Regions from separate parts of the Homo sapiens genome. Here region 1 is linked to region 2. Evidence: chromatin contacts called from ENCODE Hi-C or POLR2A ChIA-PET data. All regions are on one chromosome and are shown on one strand. The core of a region is the stretch at or near the end of the contact, and the rest is flanking DNA. Distances in the headings are between cores, read along the strand shown. Region 1 has its middle 20 kb from the start of ZNF287. Region 2 has its middle 30 kb from the start of LRRC75A.

The links. A loop is a pair of places that touch in the nucleus more often than their neighbours do. ChIA-PET counts read pairs that join two places held with the same protein, here RNA polymerase II (POLR2A). Pooled maps may share reads with other maps.
Region 1: a pooled map shows a loop between it and region 2 (3-fold over the local background). The contact joins two enhancer-like sites. A Hi-C loop is called at or near these places in 65 of 168 maps with a recorded cell type or tissue (A673, B cell, CD14-positive monocyte and 39 more), 37 of 37 single-sample maps with no recorded cell type and 45 of 50 pooled maps. POLR2A ChIA-PET finds 5 or more read pairs at or near these places in 32 of 52 experiments (AG04450, B cell, BJ and 23 more).

What each region holds. Positions count from the first base shown.
Region 1 is chr17:16,586,391-16,592,335 of GRCh38, reverse strand. No RefSeq gene overlaps it. Among named protein-coding and RNA genes, the nearest start is that of ZNF287, 20 kb to the right of the region's middle. RefSeq lists an enhancer at 3,127-3,196. Within about 2 kb of position 2,880, at least 18 of the 41 ENCODE cell types and tissues checked have a DNase peak (open chromatin) inside an H3K27ac peak, as active enhancers do; they include adrenal gland, where a contact is called at or near this core.
Region 2 is chr17:16,518,721-16,525,008 of GRCh38, reverse strand. No RefSeq gene overlaps it. Among named protein-coding and RNA genes, the nearest start is that of LRRC75A, 30 kb to the right of the region's middle. RefSeq lists an enhancer at 3,668-3,717. Within about 2 kb of position 3,593, at least 3 of the 41 ENCODE cell types and tissues checked have a DNase peak (open chromatin) inside an H3K27ac peak, as active enhancers do; they include adrenal gland, where a contact is called at or near this core.

The DNA.
Region 1 (5,945 bases), core at 1,631-4,130, 68 kb before region 2:
AAATAGTTTTACTCTTTTTCCAATGTGGATGCCTATTATTTCTATTTACTGTGTAAGCTGTAGCCAGAACTTTCCTTACGATGTTGAATAGAAGTGGTGAGAAGACAGGACATCCATGATCTTAGGAAGAAAGATTTCATCACACGCACTCACCACTGAGGGTGATGTTAGCTATGGGTTTTTCAGGCTGAGGCAGCTCCCTTCTAATCCTAATTTATTGAGTGTTGTTTTTATCATGACAGGGTATTGAATTTTGTCAAATATTTGTTTTGTATGAATTGCAATAATCTTGTGAGATTTTTCCCCTCATTCTATTAATGTGGGATACAGCAGTAATTGATTTTGTATGTGGAATCAATTTGTGTATCTGGAATAAATTGAACTAATCATAGTGTGTAATTCTTTTAATATACTGCTGAATTCAATTTGGTAGTATTTTGATGATTTTTTCTATCTGTATGCATAAAAGATATTGGTTTGTACTGAGAAAACATTGTATTGGTTTTCTCTTCTTATGAAGTCTTTTTCACAAATACTAGGGTAATGCTGTCCTCATAGAAAGGGTTAGGATCGGTTATCTTCTATTTTGGGGTGTAGGACAGATGGTTAGAGTTTGAGATGGATTGGTGTTAATTCTTCTGCAAATGTTTTGTAGAAATTGCCAGTGAAGCCATTTGGCCCTGGCCCTTTTTGTTGTTAAAAGGTTTCTGATTCATTCTATTTATTTAAAAAGATATCCTGGCCGGGCGCAGTGGCTCACGCCTGTAATCCCACGACTTTGGGAGGCCGAGGCGGGCGGATCACGAGGTCAGGAGTTCAAGACCAGTCTGACCAACATGGTGAAACCCCATCTCTACTAAAAATACAAAAATTAGCCAGGTGTGGTGGCACACACCTGTAATTTCAGCTACTCAGGAGGCTGAGGCAGGAGAATTGCTTGAACCTGAGAGGCCAAGATTGCAGTGAGCCAAGATCGTGCCACTGCACTCAAGCCTGGGTGACAGAGTGAGACTCTGTCTCAAAAAAAAAAAAAAAAAAAAGATATCCTTAGATTCTCCATTTCTTCTTCAATCTGTTTTGGAAGTCTGAGTGCTTCTAAGAATTTATCCTTGGGAGGCCGAGGAGGGTGGATCATGAGGTCAAGAGATTGAGACCATCCTGGCCAACATGGTGAAACCCCGTCTCTACTAGAAATACAAAAATTAGCTGGGAGTGGTGGTGCACGCCTGTTGTCCCAACTACTCAGGAGGCTGAGGCAGGAGAAACGCTTGAACCCGGGAGGCAGAGGCAGAGGTTGCAGTGAGCCAAGATCGTGCCACTGCACTCCAGCCTGATGACAGTGTGAGACTCTGTCTCAAAATGTATCCATTTCATCTAGATTACCTACTTTGTTGGGATACAATTGATTTAATATTCTCTTATAATTCTGTGTATTTCTTCAAAATCAATAGTCACGTCCCCACTTTTATTTCTGATTTAATGTTTTAGTTTTATATAAATTTTCATATTGCAATAATTTTATTATATTACTGTTAAATATTGTTAAATAATTAGGAAAAATAATAAAATAACAGTGTTTTAATAATCTTTCTCTTCTTACTCTACCTGAAGTTTTGTCAATTTTCTTGACCTTTTCAAAGGACCAACTTTGGGTTTTGTTGATTTTTTCCCTATTTTTCTATCCTCTATTTTGTTTAACTATGCTCTAATCTTTATTATTTCCTTCTGTCTTAGTCCATTTGTGCTTCTACAACAAAATACCACAGGCCACATAATTTATTTTTCAAAAATCAGAAATTTATTTTCTTACAGTTCTGGAGGCTGGGAAGTCCAAGATCAAGGTGCCAGCATCTTGTGAGGGCCTTCTTGCTATGTTATCCCATGGGAGAAAGCAGAAGGGCCAAGAAAAGGGAAGAGAGAGCAAGAGAGTGCTGAACTTGTCCTTTTGAAAGGAACACACTCCCTTAATAATGGCATTAATCCACTCATGAGGACAGAGTCCTCATGGCCTAATCACCTCTTAAAAGTCTTACCTCTTACCCCTGTTACATTGGAGATTAAGTTTCCAACACATGGACATTGGAGGACACATTTAAACTATAGCATCTTCCTTCTCCTAACTTTGGGTTTTGTTTTCTCTTCTTTATCCAGCTCCTTAAGGTGTAAAGTTAGGTTATTTATCTGATATCTTTGTTTTTTAAAGGTAAATGTTTACTCGTAAAATTTTCCCTTTGAAACTGCTTTCACTGATTGTCATAGTTTTGGTATGTTGTGCTTCATTTTCATTTGTCTCATCGTATTTTCCAATTTCCCATGTTATTTTTTCTTTGACCATTGGTTGTTTAAGAGTGTGTTGTTTAATTCTCACGTATTTGTGAATGTTCCAGTTTTCCTTCTGTTAATGTTTCCTTATATTGTGGTTATAGAAAATATTGTATTACTTCAGTCTTTTAAAATTGATTGAGACTAGCTTTGTGACCTAATTTGTGGTCTAATCTGGAGACTGTTCCATGCGTGTTAGAGAATACTAGAGGATATTCTGAAGCTGTTGGGTGGAGTGTAACGGCTTTGAATAATCTGAAGTTCAGTAGTTAAAGAGGATGGCCAGGGCCAGGCATAGTGGCTCACGCCTGTAATTCCAGCACTTTGGGAGGCCGAGGCGGGTGGATCACCTGAGGTCAGGACTTCCAAACCAGCCTGGCCAACATGGCGAAACCGCGTCTCTACTGAAAATACCAAAAAGCAATAGAGGATGGCCGGAGGGAGCCCAAGTCCCTAAAACGCAAAGCTCCCTGCACTGCACCTAGAGGGCCGCAAGAGGGCGCGCGAACCCGCCCTGGCTGACTTGCCGGCGCGCATGCGTGTTCCGCCTGCGGACTGCCTTGTCTGCAGTGAGGCAGAGCGCTGCGTTCCTTGAGGACCCCGGGGAGGCGCGGTCGCGGCTTCGTGACAACCTGGGGCCGAGTCCTCCGTGAGGAAACAGCCTGTGCGGGCCCTGACGGCTGTGGAGGGAGCTGTTCCCCGGCTTCTCCAGGGACATTTTTCGGGGCTTTCTGCATGGTGCCTGGGTTTCTGCCTCACTCGCGCGCGGTGCCCCGCAGGGCCTCTGGCCAGTTCCCTCTCGCAGGGAGCGGCGGAACTCCCGGTGTCCTGGCGCGAGGTGGCGGCTTCTGGGAGAAGTCCCCAGACCCTCCGAGGAGGAGGAATCGCTGACGGCGGGAAGGGGGTGGGCGGAATCCCAGGCCGCTCCGTCCCTGTGAGCCCGGCGGGACCGGGAGACCGGCGCTCCCCTCCCGTGGACCGGCCTCTGTGAAGCCTTTAAGGTTCGTTTTTGCTACAACGTGAAAGTAGTTTAAAAACATAAGAAACTGTAAAGTGAGTGTATTAAAACTCGCATCATTCCTGGCCAACATGATGAAACCCCGTCTCTACTATAAATTCAAAAATAAGCCGGGCGTGGTGGCGCACGCCTGTAGTCCCAGCTACAGGGGAGGCTGAGGCACAATTGCTTGAACCCAGGAGGTGGAGGTAGCAGTGAGCCAAGATCACACCACTGCACTCCAGCCTGAGCGACAGAGGGAGACTCTGTCTCCAAAAGAAAAAGAAATCTGAGCGTAGATGCAAACTGAGACACTGAGACTTCCTCCTTGTAGTAGTCAGGACCAGGCGATTGAAGTAATTCTGTCCTGTGGGGTTCGGCATCATGCACGTTTCCCCTGGGCCGTCCTCTGATGCAGGGCACTTGCTCCACACTCTGGGAACCCAGATTCACCAGTCTGCCCTGTCACATAGTTGAAGGAGTTGCATTTATCTTTCTGGCTCCCAATTCCTTTAAAATTACATTTGTTGCAGAACCTCCACAAGGCGAAATGAAATAAAATTACATTTGTGACCATCAGAGAACTGAAGGAACTATTAACTGGCCGTCCTGGTTTTGCTGAGATCAGGCTGTTGACAGCTCCTGGTTGGCCCACAGCTACCTATGTCAGTTATCTCCATTAACATTTCCAAGAATCTTTGTAGGACAATTTCTCCACCTGCAAGTTCTTTCAAGTAGAACCCTTCTTTCCTTTAAGGCAATTAGCCCATTGCCAAAAGGTTTTACTGTCTTAAAGCTGGAACTGTCTTTCTGAGATCTAATTCCAGGGACTTCTCCACAGCTAAGTGAGGTGCCTCACACCAGTATTAGGTGATTCTTTGTGTGGACAGAACAGAGCATTTTCATCTTGTGTTTAAAGCAATTTCTTGGCTTCGGCTCCTCACCACTTTCTATACCAGTCTCCCATTCACGTCCCTAGTAATGCCTATGCAAAAAAAAAAAGAAAAAAGAAAGAAAAAGAAAAAGCTGACGGTGAAACCTACAGGTTTAAGGGCTTAAATCTCAGACTTTGTGTTAGGAGAAACAGGAGTGTGCTGAGAGGGCAAGCAATAAAACAAGTCATACCAAAAAGCCACATTGCTCTCTCCTAAGCCCCAACCCCACTCCACTCCTGAGGCCAGTGGTCCAGACAGAAAATAACTGGAGAAGACGAGGAGGTCAAAGGATCAGGGAACTAAGCATTATGTGAATTCACCAGCAAGATGTACAGAACGCTTGTGTTTACATTGTTTTTATGGAACTAGCAGAATAAAACTGATCTATTTTAAAAATGAAAAAAAAACTCACATCATTTTAACTTTAAATAGTTTATACCAAAGGAAAGTTTTAATACATTTGCCTTCCTGGCTTTAATGAAAGCAAACATATCAATAACATTTTAAAAATATACTTCTTAGCTTATCTCATTTTCATTTGAACATGTCCAACAATTCCTCATGACACAGTGACAGTCTTAAATAGCTGTCAATTAATTTCAGCTTACAAAAACTTCTTTTGTGGGACCCCCATTATGACTGGTATCGCTAAAAATTATGTATTAGAACATGTTGGGAAGCAGAGGGAGAAAATAATTATATATCAGATCCACTTCCACATTTAGGAAAGAACTAAGCAAAATGTGTTCATCAGTTTTGGACATTGAAACATTATCGTTTGGTTTGGTTTTTTAAATGCCAACTATTGTATCATCTGAGGAACTGACATTTAAACTGGCACTGAGCAGTGTGAGTGTGGGGTGGGAATACTGTCTGGGTATTGGTGTGGAAGTGAATGGCGATTGTGGAGCTCCGTGTAGAGATCACAGCTATGCTTGACAGTGGTTTTGAGAGGCCGTGTCAGATTCATGACTGGGTACTAGTGGAGCCATTATCTGAGATTAGAGATTAGAGGACAAGTCACTTTTATTTGGGGAGGAAGTTGAGGGCCTCAGTTTGAAATGTATTACATCTTAAGTGCCTATAACACGCAGAGACTGTGCCTCAAATGAAATCTAGACTGAGCTTTCAGATGTCATCACCATCAAGATAATGATGGGAGAAATTGCTGCAGCAAGTGAAGACATGCAGGAGGTTTCCAAGGCAGCTATAGTGAAAGGGGCACACGGGTGGGGACTGGGTCTCAGAATGTTCCCTGATACTCTTCAGGGGGGCTTTGCACAGGACACCAGCAAGGAGTGTTCGTGGACTAGGTTTGAAGACAGTCAGCCTGAGATGTCAGAGGAGTCTGGCAAAAGAATGATCTCAAAAGGAGGCCGTGGTCAAATTAGTCTTTGTTTGTTTGTTTGTTTTTGAGATGGACTCTTGCTTTGTCACCCAGGCTGGAGTGTGGTGGCGGGATCTCAGCTCACTGAAACCTCGCCTCCTGCGTTCAAGCGATTCTTCTGCCTCAGCCTCCCAAGTAGCTGGGACTACAGGCGCCCGCCACCATGCCCGGCTAATTTTTGTATTTTTAGTAGAGACAAGGTTTCAATATATCAGCCAGGCTGGTCTCAAACTCCCGAACTCAAGTGATCCACCCACTTCAACCTCCCAAAGTGCTGAGATTACAGGCATGAGCTACCATGCCT
Region 2 (6,288 bases), core at 2,344-4,843:
TGCCTTGGAGGGATGTCTATTCAAGTAGTATGACTCTTTCTTTCTTTCTTTTTCTTTTTTTTTGAGACAGAGTCTCGCTCTGTCGCCCAGGCTGGAATGCAGTGGCGTAATTGCGGCTCACTGCAACCCCACCTCTAGGGTTCAAGCGAGTGTCCTGCCTCAGCCTCCCAAGTAGCTGGGACTAGGCGCATGCCACCACGCCTGGCTAATTTTTGTATTTTTTAGTAGAGATGGGGTTTCACCATGTTGGCCAGGATGGTTTCAAATTCCCAACCTCAGGTGATCCACTCACCTTGGCCTCCCAAAATGCTGGGATTACAGGCGTGAGCCACCGTGCCCGGCCATGACTGTTTCTTTATGCAACATATAGTACTTTTATGCTAAAAAATCTTTAAGTTTTAGCTAAAGACATGGCGATCTTTTTTTCACTTTTTTTTTTTTTTTTTTTTAAGACACAGAGTCTCACTAAGTTACCAACACTGGTCTCTAACCCCTGGCCTCAAACGATCCTCCTGCCTTGGCCTCCCAAGTAGCTGGGATTACAAGCATGACCCCCTGCGACTGGGAATGAAATTGGTACTCTAGAAAGAATGGTTTTATAGCAGTGTGCAATGCACAAAAGAATCGGGAAAGCAACTGAAAGGCAAGATGCTCATTAGGGTTTTGACCCATTAATCAAAGCTTAGAGTGATGAGAGCTTGTTTTCTGGCCTAATTCCTTACCTTTTCCTTCTCTGTTATTCTACCTAGTCTGTATTTCCTTATAACACTGTCCCTCTGATGATTACCTTGTTGGTCATTTTTATCATCTAATCTTCCTGTGTGGGTTCCCTGCATTCTTGAGATCGGTTCTCTACAACCAGCCACTTGGGTGCCCAATCATCCCAACATGGTCAAATCTGAAACTGTCATATCTCCTTGCAGTGGCACAATCTCGGCTCATCACAACCTCCGCCTCCCGGGTTCAAGCAATTCTTCTGCCTCAGTCTCCCAAGTAGCTGGGGCTACAGGCGCCCACCGCCACACCTGGCTAATTTTTGTATTTTTAATAGAGTTGGGGTTTCACCATGTTGGCCAGGCTGGTCTCAAACTCCTGACCACAGGCAATTCGCCCACCTCAGCCTCCCAAGGTTCTGGGATTACAGGCGTGAGCCCAGCCCATATAGTGGAATCTTAGCCTACTGAAGAAAGTGCTACAAGAATGAAACTTGAGGACGTAATGCTGAGTTCAATAAACCAGTTGCAAAAGGACAAATATTGTATAATTCCACTTACACAAGGTAGATAGAGGAATCAAATTTATAAAAACAGAAAGTAAAATGTTATTTACCAGGGGCTGGCAGGAGAGAGGAATGGGGAGTTATTATTTGAGGGGTAGAGTTTCAGCTGGAGAAGATGAAAATATTCTGAAGGTGGAGGGTGGTGTTGGTTGCCCAACAATGTGAATGCACTTAATGCCACTGAACTGTATATTTAAAAATTGTTAAAATGATAAATTTTATGATATGTATGTTTTCAACAATTTTTTAAAGTTTTCCCAGAAACAAATAAAAACTGCAGAACTCCCAGCATATAATGGCTCCATCCTAATTTCTGCACTAATAGACAACTGAACTCTAGCATGGCTTCTAGAAGCATAAGGCCCTGTCTCTAGGATGACCCTAATCCCAGCTAAAGGCCTGCATATGGCCGGGCATGGTGGCTCACACCTCTAATCTGAACACTTTGTGAGGCTGAGGTGGGAGGAGCCATTGAGACCGGGAGTTCAAGACCAGCCTGGGCAACATAGGGAGAGCCTATCTCTACAAAAAAAAAAAAAAATTAATTAATCAGATGGCTGTGGTGATGCACAGCACAACTTTAGTCTCAGCTGCTTGGGAGACTGAGGTGGGAGGATCACTTGAATCCGGGAGGTCGAGGCTTCAGTGAGCTATGATCATGCCACTGCACTTCAGGCTGGGTAACAGAGTGAGACCTTGTCTCAAAAAAATTTTTGAAAATTAAAATAAAGGCCTTCCCGAGAAAGCTCAAGGCTGCCAGGAGAATTGACTGTTTGTTCCAGCCAATACCAAGAGATAGGCAGATAGAGCTCTGCACCACCACCCCTCAACTCCCTGTAGAGCCATCACTTTAGAAAGCTTGCAATTATAAAGCCTTTCTTTGCTCTTTGGGATATAAAACTACCACCCAAAACTGTTTCCTCCAGGACCTGAGAGTCTTCTCTTTAAAATGCAAGGCTTCAGGGAGATAATTCTGTCTCTCCTAGTCTGTAGGGGAGGCTGAGGGCCTAACTGTGGGCACCTTGCTCCAACCTGCACCACTGCCCCGTCACAAAGACATGAGAAGTGTGTGTGTCCTTCAGATAGACAGCAGTCAACAAACCCAGGTGGCCTGACATGGCCTAACCCTATTCACACCTTTAGTGCCTTTCCCTGAGCACACCCCACCTTTAAAAGTCTCCAGCCTTTTGTTTTGGAGAAGTTGAGTTCAATCCACACTGGTCTCTCTTCCTTGCTGCCATAGTATTGCTGAATAAAACCTGTGTTCACCATCTTGACCAGTGTCGGTCGGCATCGTTTATCTGGGATAGTGTCATAACAAAACCTAACCTCTCCTGACTGATAGTTAGTTGTCATTCTTACTCTTTTTATTATTATTGCCGAAGGTGATGATTTCTGGAGGAGCCTGAGCTCTTTCTCTTTCCCCTTCTCCCAGCTTCCCTTCTCCACTACATCTCCGTTATTGCATCAATTTCAGGAATACAGCTCCCAATAAATGGAAACAGTAGGACAATTTCAGTAATCATTTTCAGAATTTCTAGAGTCTTCACTGTAACTATTTTTTAGTTTCAGAGCTACTTGTTTCCCAAAATAAATCAAATCAGAGAAAACACATCTCTAGAATTAATTTTTTTTTTTAAGACAGGGTCTCTCACTGTTACCCCAGCTGGAGTGCAGTGGCACAATCACTGCTCACTGAAATCTTGAACTCCTGGGCTCAAGCACCCAGGCTTCTAAGTAGCTGGGACTACAGGTGCATGCCACCACATCAAGCTAATTTTATTTAATAGTACAGAGGAGGTGTCACTATGTTGCTCAGGCTGGTCTCAAACTCCTGGACTCACGTTATCCTCCCACTTTGGCCTCCCAGACTGCTAGGATTACAGGTGTGAACTACTGTGCCTGGCCTAGAGTGAATCTTTAGAATCCACCTCTACTGTGATGTGTCAATATAAGTTAGCAAGAACCAGTGACTTCTGAGTATATGAGTTCCAAACTTCGACATTTCCAAAGTCCCACCTCTGATGGCATTTGTAGGTGACCCCTTAGAGAAAACTTACAGTGTTCTCGCAGGTGCCAAAATTTATGCTGCTTTTTGCCCAACAGTTGGTTAGATATCTCAAGCAACTAAGAGCGTACTGCCATGGATTATGCCTTAAAGTAATGACGGTGCATTTACCAAACCACTCTTCCCTCTCTTACCCTCCAAAAAAATTGCTGTTCTCTCCAGGGCAGCCACAGCTGGAGGGGACGCTAGCTAATCCTCTTATCCCACCACTAGATGGCAGGACAGTCCAGTCTGGCAAATCTCTCTGCCCTGCCTGAACTTCGATGTCCACATCTTTAGTGAAGAGTCTTCCTAACAGAAATGTACTTCCTGGTTAAACATTAGTTTGGACTCAGAGAGCAGACAGGCTCAGATTCAGGCTGAGCCTCCTCCAAGGCAGACAGGTGTTCTCCTGAGGTGCCATTAGGGTTGTACTCATGTGGAGTGAGACGGGGCAAAGCGGAGAGGGAACCAGGGAAGGGAAAGAATTGGTGCTGATCAGATGTCCTGGAGCTTAACTTGCCTGCAGTCTGATGGGTTAGTATGGCAAAGTGGGGCCTGGAAGCCTCAACTCTCTATACCCATATAACCCCTCCACCCCATCCCTCTGCCTCCTGAAGACCCCTGTACAGCAGAGGCCAGTCCCAACAAGGAGGCCAGCACCAGGCTCCCCATCCTCTCTGCTCCAACTCTGTGGGTGTTTAACACACCAAAAGCAAGACTTCTACCAGCCAGGACCCTCTGTGAGCCCCCAGCCAGGAGACAGGCTCTGGGTTCTGAGATGAGGGAAGACGCCGGCATGATGTATGCACCAGCCTTGGGACTCCTAGCAGTACTTCCTTTCTGACACACTATTTTTTCAAAACATCATCCCATCCCTTGACTCAATGCTCTCACTAAGGCCAAGCGCCACGAGGTGACTGTGCCAGAAGCTCCCCAGCCAGTCGGAGCAGCACTGAGATCAGCAGATCCCAGGATCCTACCTCCCAACCTGTTGTCTTCCCAGCACACTGGACTATAGAGAAGACACCCTTGTGATTTGCTACAGGACCCTGCCCCAGCCTCCCTATCAACCTGCACAGTGGTGAGATGCAGTGAGGGCTTCTAGATTATGATCCGGACTAGGATCAGATTGGTCTGGTCTGATGACCCTCTCGGACACTTACTAGCTATGTGACCTTGGGCATGTAGTTTAACCTGTCTGTGCTTTGATGCCTCATCTGTAACATGTGAATTCTTATTGTATCTATGTTTCAAGGCTGTTGTAAGGATAAAATGAGATTGTGTGTGTTAAGGGCTTCCCACAATACCTGACATACAGTGCTCTGTAAATGGCAGAATCAAAAGTTGGATCGAAAATTTAATAGATAGCCACAAAAACAAACAACCCAACCTAAAAATGAGGAAAGACCTGGCCGGGCGCAGTGGCTCACGCCTGTAATCCCAGCACTTTGGGAGGCTGAGGCGGGCAGATCACGAAGTCAGGCGATCAAGACCATCCTGGCCAGCAGGGTGAAACACAGTCTCCTCTGAAATACAAAAAAAATAAGCCCAGTGTGGTGGTGTGTGCCTATAGTCCCAGGTACTCAGGAGACTGAGGCAGAGGAATAGCTTGAACCCGGGAGGCGGAGCTTGCAGTGAGCCGAGATCGCGCCACTGCACTCCAGCCTGGGCAACAAGAGTCAAACTTCCTCTCAAAAAAAAAAAAAAAAAAAAAAAAATGAGGAAAGACCTTTAACAGACATTTCTCCGAAGAAGATATACAAGTGGCCAACAAGCACATGAAAATGTACTCAACATCACTAATCACCAGGGAAATGCAAATCAAGACCACAATGAGAAATCACCTCATACCTGTTAGGATAGCCATTATTGAAAAACAAAACAAAAATCATAAAACGAGGGTTGATGAGGATGTGGAGAAATCGAAGCCCTTGTGCACCATTGGTAAGACTGCGATATGGCCCAGCCACTATAAAAACAGTATGGGCTGGGCACAGTGGCTCAGCCAATAATCCCAGCACTTTGGGAGGCTAAGGCGGGAGGATTGCTTGAGCCCAGAAGTTCAGGACCAGCTTGGACAACACAGTGAGACCCTATCTTTACAAAAAATAAAAAATTAGTCAGACGTGATGGCACACACCTGTAGTCCCAGCTACCTGGGGATCTGAGGTAGGAGGAGGCTTGAGCCTGGGAATTTAAGGCTACATTGAGCTATGATCAAGCCATTGGGCAACAGAGCAAGATCTTGTCTCATAAATAGATAAACAGAGACTCTTCAAAAAATTAAAAATAGAATTATCAAATGATCTAGCATTCCCACTTCTGAGTATATACCCAAAAGAATAGAAAGCAAAGTCTCAATGAAACATTTGTATATCCACATTCATAATAAGATCATTCACAGTAGACAAAAGGCAGAAGCAACCCAAGAGTGCATTAATAGATGAATGGGCAAAGAAAGTGTGGTTCATGCATACAAAGGAATATCATTCAGCCTTAAAAAGGAAAAAAATTCTGACACATACTATAGCATGAATGGACCTTGAAGACATTTGTTGTCAAATAAGCCAGTCACACAAGGACAAATACTGCATGATTCCATTTATATGGAATCTAAAGCAAAAAAAAAAAAAAAACCTCATAGAAGCTGAAAGCTGAAAGCTTGTTACCAGGGCTTGGGGAGGAGAGATGGGGAGCTGATGCTCAATGCATGTGGAGTTTCGGTCACACAAGATGAGAAAGTTCTAAAGTTAACAAGCCTGTACTCTACACTTACAAATTTGTTAAGAGGGTAGATTTCATCTTACATGTTTTTCACCACAATAAAAAAAAGACCGAGGCCAGGCGCGGTGGCTCATGCCTGTAATCCTAGCACTTTGGGAGGCCGAGGCGGGCCGATCATCTGAGGTCAGGAGGTCGAGACCAGCCTGACCAACATGGAGAAACCCCGTCTCTACTA